Linked DNA regions of Mus musculus: regions 1 and 3 are each linked to region 2. Evidence: chromatin contacts called from ENCODE Hi-C data. All regions are on one chromosome and are shown on one strand. Each heading gives the region's core, a stretch centred on a gene start or an enhancer-like site at or near the end of the contact. The rest is flanking DNA. Distances are from core to core; before and after follow the strand shown. Region 1 holds the start of Dgcr8 (DGCR8, microprocessor complex subunit). Region 2 holds the start of Eif4g1 (eukaryotic translation initiation factor 4, gamma 1). Region 3 holds the start of Trmt2a (TRM2 tRNA methyltransferase 2A).

Region 1 (3,128 bases), core at 304-2,803, 2.4 Mb before region 2:
AAGAGAGTAAGAGTAGGGATCAAATTAGAAGAGTTTAAAAGCTCACCAGATAGCTTGGACAGGGACTTTAGGTTACAGTTTCTGGGAAATGGTCTGGTGTTGTAAACAGGTGGCAAGGCTTCTTAGGAGATACATGCAGGCCTATGAGAGGCACCAAGGTGACTTTAGACAGGCATAAGGATTGTTCTGGCACGGACTGTGGTTATCTCTTGGAGTGAATCAACCTATTTGGTGTTAAAGTGGAATAGACAACTAGAAGCAGGAGATTGGAGATCAGAAGGGAGGACAGACAGTACTGGAGATGGGAGTCATGGAAGATGTCAAAGGAAACTGATGTGAAAAGTACATAGGATCACATGGGAGGGGAATGATGACAAGAGAAGGCCAAACTGGGCAAACCAGTCAAAATCATGTTTCTCACAAGGTAAAATTCAGACAGCCACTGTGAACTGCCTGCTCCACATGTTTGGCAACACAGCTCAAAGGGTAGCCCTCCTGCCTGTAAACCTCACTATTCTTCAGCTGACTGGACCTATGGATGCAGATTTTGATTTGCCAATTAGACTGTGAGCAAGTCAGACCCACTGCTGGCTCCCCTGGACCCTGGCACAGGGCTTACCCAAAACATGTGAACAACTCCTACTTGCTGAACGGATGGCCAGTGCTACAGCTGCAGCCTCCCGCTCAACCCAAAGGCAGTATGACCTCATCAATTCCTTTGTCACCCCGCAAATCCTATTCTAAACTGAAAGGCCACACTAGCTGGGCCAGCCTTTCACTATCTTCGGTTAGTGATGGATTACAGTGGGAACTGAGCCACTTCCAAGGCTGGGAGTCTAGTTTGAGCCAGCAGAGAGTGGGCACCCTAATAGTGATTGGCATACAAGAGTCAACAACCCAACACAGGACATCTCTGCATCTGGCAATAAGGTACATGCAAGCATGCAAGATGGCAAATCAAATTCCTACCATCAGCAACCCAAATCCACTGGATGATACTACTTGACATGTATCGCTGTCAACAGGTTGCCACTTGCCATTTATTTCTACAACGTTCATTGTTACTGTAAAACCACATTCTGATAAGCTACATGACACTTCATCCACGGGTAATTTGGTGGAGACTTGGGCGGTTTCTTGGCTTTTTCCAAACAAAACAGGCGGAGTTCGGGGCGTTGAGGTGTCCCTGCCCACACCTCTCCCGCCAGAAGGCGAGGCAATGGCTTCGGGCCCACCGCCCAGGGGGCTTCGTTACCAGGCAGACAGCACCCTACGTTCATGATGCCTGGGCTCCGGGCCCGGCCCCCACTGCACAAAGGCCGCGACTCCGCGTGGCCCAGCCCGCCTAGCGCGCCGCGCCCCGCCCCGAGCCCCGGCCTGTGGCCTCGCCCGGGAGGGGTGGGGGTGGAAGGAGGGAAGGAAAGGGCGCAGCCTCTCCAGGCCGCAGCGCCCGCCGCCCGCGGGGCGCCCATCGCGCCCCGCACCTACCTGTGGCGCCCGCGACCTGCCCGAGCCGCCCGCAGCCCGACCACAGCCGGTCGACCCTCACCGACCCCGGCGCCGCCACAACCCGCGAAGGCCCTTGCAAAGCGCTCGGCTCTTGAGACCCGCTGCCGCGCGGGCGAGCGGAAGGCGGGCCTTGGCGGAGGGCTACCAATCACGGCGCACGGCCTCCGCGCATTGGGGGAGCCGGGAGCGGGCTGAGGCGGCCGCCAATCGGCAGCGCGAGGCGCGCGCGGCCCAATTGCGAGGCGCTATGGAGACCGGGATGGGCGGGACCAGCCGCAAGCCTGGCACTTCTAACGGCTGTCGCTCCGGGTGGGGCTGAGTTGCGGCCGCGGGGCGCGCCGGGAGAGAGGCGCGTAGAGGCTGCCGGGAGCCGGGGAGCGCGGGAGTGCGAGGGACGCTGGGAGCTCATCTATGAGCTGGCCTCTGTTGAGCTCAATAGTCACTTTTGAGTTTGCGAATGACAATGGACCTCCGGCTCTGGGTCGTCCCAAGGACAATGTTGGAGGTACACCCATCCTAGAAAGTCAACGGATAAGATGCGCGATGCGGAGGATAGGAAAGGAGTTTTACTCGCAATATCATCACACCAGGAAGGACAAAGATCTGATGACTAAAAATGTTCGCTGTGCTTACAGCATCCTCCGTGTCAAAAAAGGAAGGAGAAGCAGAGCCGATTGGGGGTCCTTTTAGTTTGGGGTGGACCTTAGGTAGGCCTTGCAGACTTGTGTCAGTGCCAAAGACCATAAAGAAACTTAAGCAGTTCCAGACTCATCTGACACCCGTGGTAGCAGTATGAGACTTAGGAAAATTCTTTAGGACAGAAGTGACTCAGAAACAAAATGAAGTTAGCCAGGTCTGTTCCTGAGCCCTTCAAATCCCGAACCCACAAACCATTACTTCATTGCTATAAGCCCGGGACTAAGGTGGGGATAAGTTATATTTATACTATCCAGAACCTCAAATAGTTTAGCTTTCCTTTAGGTTCTGATTCAAGTCAATAAGTGTAATAAAAATTTTATAGAAAACTGTCTGCCGTTAGGCAAACACTTCAGTAATTGCTGCTGGACATGAAAAGTGGATGCTAAAAACACGACTAAAGGGTAACATGTTGAAGAACTCACGGTCTCAGCACACTTGTGTTAATGCTAAAAGCACTGAGTTATATCCCTAAGGTTGGGGAGATTGTATCTATTTTTTTTTTTAAGATATATTTTATTTATATTAGTACACCATTGCTCTCTTCAGACACAACTGAAGAGGGCATCAGATCCCATTACAGATAGTTGTGAGCCACCATGTGGTTGCTGGGAATTGAACTCAGAACCTCTGGAAGAGTAGTAGGTGCTCTTAACCACTGAGCCATCTCTCCAGCCCCAATTGTATCTATTTTAACAAAATAGAAAAGTTTCTCCCCAAAATTCTTAGAAATTGCAAATGGCCGGTCAGTGGTGGCCCACACCTTTAATCCCAGCACTTGGGAGGCAGAAGCAGGCGGATTTCTGAGTTTGAAGCCAGCTTGGTCCTACAGAGTGAGTTCCAGGACAGCCAGGGCTACCAGAGAAACCCTGTCTTTAAAAAAAAAAAAAAAAGAAAGAAAGAAAGAAAAGAAAAAAGAAAGG
Region 2 (3,640 bases), core at 1,128-3,627:
TCCCCTGTGTGTGTGTGTGTGTGTGTATCCACAGATATTTATATTGGGGAGTTGTATATGTGTGCATGAGAGGCTAAAGGTCAATTAGTGTTTTCCTGGGGAGCTGTCAACCTTCCTTTTTTAGAGAAATCTTTCATAAATATGCAGCGCACGTGATTCAGGTAGATTGGCTGGTTTGCAAATCCCTGGGCATCTTGCCTTCTCTCAACTTTCTTGGTGCTGGAATTACAAGTCCTGGTCAGCATTTATTTGTTTTGTTTTTAAAGATTTATTTTACTTATAAGTGTACTGTAGTTGTTGATAGACACACCAGAAGAGGGCATCAGATCACATTACGGATGGTTATAAGCACCATGTGGTTGCTGGGAATTGAACTCAGGACCTCTGGAAGAGCAGTCAGTGCTCTTAACCCCTGAGCCATCTCTCCAGCCCCCCTGGCCAGCTTTTAATGTGGGTCTTGGGGAGCAGATTCAGATTTAGTGGTTTTTTTTTTTTTTTGGTTTTTCGAGACAGGGTTTCTCTGTATAACCCTGGCTGTCCTGGAACTCTCAATTTGTGTTTGTAGACCAGGCTTTCTTTGAACTCTTAAGAGTCTGCCTCTGCTTCCCAAGTGCTGGAACTAAAGATGTGTACCATCACATGCTTGAATTTTTTTTTTTTTTTTTTTTTTTTTTTGGTTTTTCGAGACAGGGTTTCTCTGTGTAGCCCTGGCTGTCCTGGAACTCACTCTGCAGAACTCAGAAATCCGCCTGCCTCTGTCTCCCAAGTGCTGGGATTAAAGGCATGTGCCACCACTACCTGGCACATGCTCAATTTTTACCTGAGCTGTCTCTCCAGCTACTGATTATGGTGATTTTTTTTTTTTTTTTGGACTGGTTGTTTTCTGTTACTGCATATTGAACCCAAGGTCTCCCAAATGCTGGGAAAGCACATGACCACTGAGGACTCAGGCCATCTAGAGGATCCTTGTGCCCGCATTTGCCCACCCTGTAGCCTTGCTTTCTTGGTAGCACAGTGATGAAGTTTACATTATTGCCCCCCTCACTTAGGTCACCAATTCTGTGATATAATGCATGCTAGGAGGTAGCATGTGAGAGGGAGAAAGGCCAGTGGGAAAGGCTCTGCTACCTAACTAAATGCTCAAATGCTCAGTTCAATAGAGTACAACTCTTTTTTTTTTTTTTTGGTTTTTCCAGACAGGGTTTTTCTGTAGCCCTGGCTCTCCTGGAACTCACTCTGTAGACCAGGCTAGCCTCAAACTCAGAAATCCACCTGCCTCTACCTCCCAAGTGATGGGATTAAAGGCGTGCACCACCACAGCCTGGCTATTTTTTTTGTTTTTCGAGACAGGGTTTCTCTGTGTAACCCTAGCTGTCCTGAATTAGCTCTCTACACTAGTCTAGCCCTTAATTCACAGAGATTCTCCTGCCTATGCCCCTGGAGTACTAGGATTAAAGGTGTGGACTACCACCACCCAGTTCAAATTTTCCTATTTTTAAAATTTAAATATTTACGTGTATGAATGTTTTGTTTTCATATGTCTGTGCACTACATGCATATGTGGTGCCTTTAGAGGGCAAAAGAGGGCAGAATTCTAACGAATCAGAGTTACACACAGACATGAACTGCCTTATGGGTTATGGGAAGTAAACCCAGATCCTCTTGAAGAGCAGGCAATAAAGAGCAACCAGTGCGCCAACCATTGAACCATCTCAGAAATCTTCAAGATGTGGTCTCTCTGTAACTCTGGCCGTCCTGGAGCTTGCTTTGTAGATCAGGCTGGCCTTGAACTCAGAGATCTACCTGCCTATCTTTCTGGAATGCTGAGATTAAAGGCGTGGCTCGCCACTGCCTGGTGACATTTCCCTACTTTAAAGCTTATGGTAACTGATTCCCTGCCTTAGCCAGTCAGCACACGTACAGCTTTGGGATTCCTTTTTCCATTATTCCAAAGTTTTCATGTTGACTTTTGCGTTTCCCTAGGAGCAACTGATTTTTTTAAAAAAACAAAAGTAAAATTGCTTCTTTAGATTGCGGCAGTTTCTTTGGTGCAATATTGAATTTCCTTTGTTAATAGGTCTATCAAAGATCAAATCTATAGCATTTTCAGAGGCTGCATAATTTGCACACTACACTTACTAGGGCAGGACTGCTTTTTAGATTCCGCACTCTGAGCTCCAGGCCGGCACTTCACTTAGCACTCACGCGCTCAATAAATGCTTGCGCAAAGTATGAATGAACTAAAGAACCGCCAGAGCCTCAGAGGGGGTCGGCCTGGGAGTTCCAAAGTTCGGGAGGGGACACGGGGGCGGGCAGTGGGTGTCACGTGATGGGGCGGAGCAAATCCCATGTGCTTCCCCGGCGCCAGCGCAGCTCCGCCCTCTGCGCCGGTCACGTGGGGCGCTGGCTGCGCCTGCGGAGAAGCGGTGGCCGCCGAGCGGGATCTGTGCGGGGAGCCGGAAATGGTTGTGGACTACGTCTGTGCGGCTGCGTGGGGCTCGGCCGCGCGGACTGAAGGAGACTGAAGGTAAAGCCGCCATGTCCGGGCCCGACCCGGCCCCCCACCCCTCCCCCCGCATCCGCCGCCATCCGGGCCGGGGCCCGCCACCCTGCGCCGACGCCCCGGCGCCCCGGCTCCGAGCCTGCGCCCAGGCCCTACTCGCCAGGCCGATCCCCGGCCCACGTGTGCCGGGCCGGGCCCGGGTGGGGGTGGGGAGCAGGGCCCGGGCGGGGAGGGCGCTGGGGTGGCGGCGAGACAGTCACCTCCGCCCGGCCTGGGCCGCGGCCCGGCGCAGGCTGTGCGGCGCAAACCCGCCACCCCCTCCCCCTGCGGGGCCCGGGCGGCCGCCGGGAAGTGACACGTTGTTCTTTGGCACTGGCCGCGTTGCGCAGAGCTGGGAGGCGGCGGCGGCGGGCAGGGAGGAGCCCCCAGCCCCGCCCGGCGGCCGACCCTCGCCTGCCCCGAGCCGGCTTTCGCGGCGGTCGCCGCCCGCCCTGCTGGTGCGGCCGGACTCGCGCCCTTCCTGGCTTGTGTTCCCGGGCGGCCTCAGGCCTCTCCGGCCCCGCGCGAGTGCCCCGCGGCAGGCTTCGAACCCGGTGTCCCCGGGTGGGGGGTGGGGATATCACGGCCGGAGCAGCCGGCTTCATTTGTGATCCGGGAGCCTGGTGCCAGCAAGACCTGGAATTTCCGGTCTGGTTGGTCTTGGGCCCCGTGGAGCCAGGTTGATACCCCTCACCTCCCAACCCCAGGCCTTCGGATGCCCAGAACCTGTAGGCCGCACTGTGGACTTATTCTTAACCGAGGGGGTGAGTGAGGGGGCTGTTTGAGCAGGCAAGGGTGGGGTCAGGGTGTTGCAGTGTGCTGGTGGGGTCCTCAGGCTGTATGTTTTCTGTTTCTGCATTCACTTGGCACCTCCCTTAATCCGTGTTGGCCCTAGCTCTTGATACAACCTTTCCCCCAGCCCGTTTGCCATAAGCTTGGGTCCTTTCCTCGTTCCGAGCTCTGCTCTTTCCAACAGGTGCTGGGGGGACCCTAATGTGGCACCAAATGAAATGAACAAAGCTCCCCAGCCCACAGGCCCCCCACCCGCCAGGTCCCCTGGACTCCCACAGGTAATCAAGGCTAAATGATCAGGACTCC
Region 3 (3,330 bases), core at 715-3,214, 2.4 Mb before region 2:
ATCTCCAAGCACTTTCTTAAAACAGCCTTTATCAAGCTGGGTCCAAGCCATGAAATTCACAGAAATCAGTGTGCCCAGCCACCCTAGAATTCTTCTGTGCAGTTCCAGATAGAAATCACAAAGAGGCTATGCCAGAACATATCACTAAGGCTTATACCTGAAAGAGAAACAATACAAGGGACAGAATTCCTAGCTTGGCTGGCTCCTCTAGAAATTGAAGAGGTAAACATAAGTGGTCCAACTATGGTTGCTGGGTACTGCAAAATGTGAAAGAAATAGCCTGCAGAGACCTGCTTCCTGTCCACTCTTTTTTCTCTCTGTCTCAGTCAGCCTATCTAAAGATACTTCCAGGACCCCTTAACAGACTTACATCTTAAAAAGTTCCTCTTCATCTTCCTCCAGCGTTTTAATTTCTTGCTCGGGAAGAGAAACTATTGGCTCGAACTGGGGGTCGTGGTTGGACTCATCTGCATTCTCTGTGGAAGTATCATGGTCCTCGTGACTGTCCTGTGTAGAGAAGGTAGAGTGATGTTGCTGGCTGGTGGACTCGGTCCACAATGGGCATCATCAATCACAAATGGCATCTGGAAAATGCCTCCCCAAATTGGAAATTAAGCCTTTGGTTTTATCTTTCACATCATCTGATTGTATTTACAACCAGCATCACAAAAAAAAAAAAAAAAATCACAGGATATCATGAAACAAGACTGTGTATTTTGACACTCCTACACACTCAAACATCAATGGGTTACACACACCCAAGTCCTTGGCAAAGTAGCTTGGGAGAAACTTCCTCTTCTGTTAAAAAAAAAAATACCCACCATGAAAAAGAACATGATATACTCAAAAGGAAGAGCAGCCGTAACAGTTTTTACTGAGGGTTATCCAAGCACTTGTTAGTTTACAATCCCTCCAGCAATAATACCCAAGCTTGAAATTTTAAGCCGAAAGAAGCTAGGAAAAGTATGACAAATAAGCTCTAAGATTCTGACTCAACTTGGAGAATTACAAGGACATGCATGTTTAAATCTGACAAGATCACGTGCTTTGATAATATAGAGAAATCCCAGACTCACTACCTAACTCAACAGGATAAAGAAACAGAAACCTTTCGTTCGGTTTCTCAGCACTGCGGCTAAGCTGCGGCCGACACACGAGCCACCAACAAAGCCGCCCCCGCCCAGAGTCCGCGCGTCTAATATCTGTACCCTGCGCTGGGACGCGAGCTTTCCCCACCGAAGGCGCAATGTCCTAATGAATGAAGGGGTCTGCGTGCAACTGGAAGGAGGATTGCCGCCCCTAATGGGAAGATCACAAGTGGGCCACGACGGAGGAGATCGGCCACCTCCAGGTCCCCAGGTGAAGCCGGGAGCCCAGTTTGGGCATGGCTGTTCATCCGCAGACCACAAGGTCACGCGCCGCCCTGTAGACCCCGAGATCGGAGTCTTGGCCAGCAGCTCCCACTCGCGGACCCCCAAAGACCTCGAGCACCCCAGGCCCAGGCGCCTCGACAGGCCCCGAACCCGCAAGCCAGCGAGGGTTGGAGGCCGAGGCGCGGGCCGCCCACGTGGCCGCCCATAGCGGCCCTTGCCTCTCCGGCTGCCCTGCCCCACCCGGGCCTCGCTGTACCTTGGCGGCCGCCATGGGGGCGCGGCGACGGTGGCTCGACTAGCTCAGGCGTCGCTGGCTCGGCGGCCTCTGGGCGGCTAGTCGCAGCTCCTTTCCTCCGCGTCTGGCGCCGGCGCTCCCGCCCGTCCGCTCTTCCCTCCGCCCCCCGACCCGAACCCTGACCCCTGACCCCAGCGGCGGGAAACGCGCAGTGATTCAAAACCAGTGTAGCTTTATTGGCTCCGACAGCGGACATTCATTGTCCGGCCCGCCCCGCGCTTCCCGCCAAAACGCCCGCGGCGCATGCCCGGCCGCGCCTCAGCCCGGGGAGCGCGCTCTCCCGGCGACCCACGCGCGCACTTCCGCCTGCAGGCTGAGTGCCTCCGACGCTGGCGTGAGCGGCTGCTGGAAGGATCAGTCGGGACTCGGCGCGCGGCGGTGACGTCATCGGAACCAAGCCCTTAGAGAGAGGAGACGCAGCTAGTGTGCGCTGGCCAGCCGAAGGCAGGCGCAGCGTGTGGCCCTTGGGGACAGTGCATCCGCAAACCTCAGTCCCAGCTCTGAGCACCCGAGTTTTGAGTCCCTGTGTGGAGCTGCGGTCTACCTTCACGGCGGCGTACCTCGTATCTGCGCCCTTGTTGGGTGGGAGGCCGAGCCGGTGGTCCTCGTGAGCACCCTGGTCCGGGCAACAGACGAGCCAGGAGATGAGTGAGCCGGCCGCGGAAGTAAAGCAAAGGGAGACGTGCAGGAGATGTGGACGGGGTGGGCGGAGGTGGGTTGGGGCAGCAGTCATTACTGTCGGATCAAAGATAGGATGGGGGAGAATTGGGTCTCGAGAGTAAAAGAACGGGTTTCTCCAGGGCTTCGTGGAGTGTGCACTAATGGAGATCTGTCAGCGGTTTGGGGGAGCGAGTCATACCAATTAGAGCCTTCAGCCAGGCCCGTCTGTTCCCACGTAGGTTCCGGAGCCCATGGAGGACTGCGGCCAGGATGCCAGTGCTGTACCCAGCTCTGCGGCCCCACTATGTCAAAAAGAGGAAGCAGGGCCTGGGCCAGCTGCAGGGCCTGGAACGCAGCCTGGGCTCTACAGCTACATAAGGGATGACTTGTTCACATCAGAAATCTTTAAACTGGAGCTCCAAAATGTACCTCGCCACGCCAGCTTCAGTGACGTCCGGCGTTTTCTAGGCCGTTTTGGTCTACAGTCCCACAAAATCAAACTCTTTGGACAGCCACCATGTGCCTTTGTAACATTCCGAAGCGCTGCTGAACGAGACAAGGCCTTGCGAGTGCTGCACGGTGCTCTCTGGAAAGGCTGTCCGCTCAGCGTACGCCTGGCCCGACCCAAGGCTGACCCCATGGCTAGGAAGAGGCGGCAAGAAGGTGATAGTGAGCCATCAGTAACACAAATTGCCGATGTGGTGACCCCTCTGTGGACAGTGCCCTACACTGAGCAGCTGGAGCAGAAGCGACTGGAATGTGAGCGGGTGCTACAGAAACTGGCCAAGTGAGTGTGGTGCTGACATCCCAAGCAGAGCTGGGTTTTGCTCTTGGCCTGGTCCATTAGCCATGTAAGCAATTCAAGATACACACAGAGTTTATGTCAATGGTTCTGTACCATTGGTGGGAACCAGTGGGTCACCAGACTTTCAGAGGGGTTGCCTAAGACCATCAGAAAACACATTTACATCATGATTCACAACATTAGCAGATTACAACTAC

Evidence for each region. A loop is a pair of places that touch in the nucleus more often than their neighbours do.
Region 1: a loop to region 2 is called in a map of T-helper 17 cell, with 5 times the contacts of the local background. The contact joins the promoter of Dgcr8 here to the promoter of Eif4g1 in region 2. A Hi-C loop is called at or near these places in 3 of 37 maps with a recorded cell type or tissue (T-helper 17 cell and regulatory T cell).
Region 3: a loop to region 2 is called in a map of T-helper 17 cell, with 4 times the contacts of the local background. The contact joins the promoter of Trmt2a here to the promoter of Eif4g1 in region 2. A Hi-C loop is called at or near these places in 3 of 37 maps with a recorded cell type or tissue (T-helper 1 cell and T-helper 17 cell).

What each region holds. Positions count from the first base shown.
Region 1 is chr16:18,287,615-18,290,742 of GRCm38, forward strand. It overlaps Dgcr8 (DGCR8, microprocessor complex subunit), which reads right to left and starts at 1,554. Exons shown (of 14, transcript NM_033324.2): 1 at 1,489-1,554.
Region 2 is chr16:20,670,350-20,673,989 of GRCm38, forward strand. Eif4g1 (eukaryotic translation initiation factor 4, gamma 1) reads left to right here and starts at 2,378. Exons shown (of 33, transcript NM_145941.3): 1 at 2,378-2,527; 2 at 3,519-3,612. The coding sequence starts at 3,553.
Region 3 is chr16:18,246,919-18,250,248 of GRCm38, forward strand. Trmt2a (TRM2 tRNA methyltransferase 2A) reads left to right here and starts at 1,965. Exons shown (of 12, transcript NM_001080999.2): 1 at 1,965-2,333; 2 at 2,568-3,115. The coding sequence starts at 2,313. It overlaps Ranbp1 (RAN binding protein 1), which reads right to left and starts at 1,776. Exons shown (of 6, transcript NM_011239.2): 1 at 1,630-1,776; 2 at 371-507. The coding sequence starts at 1,644.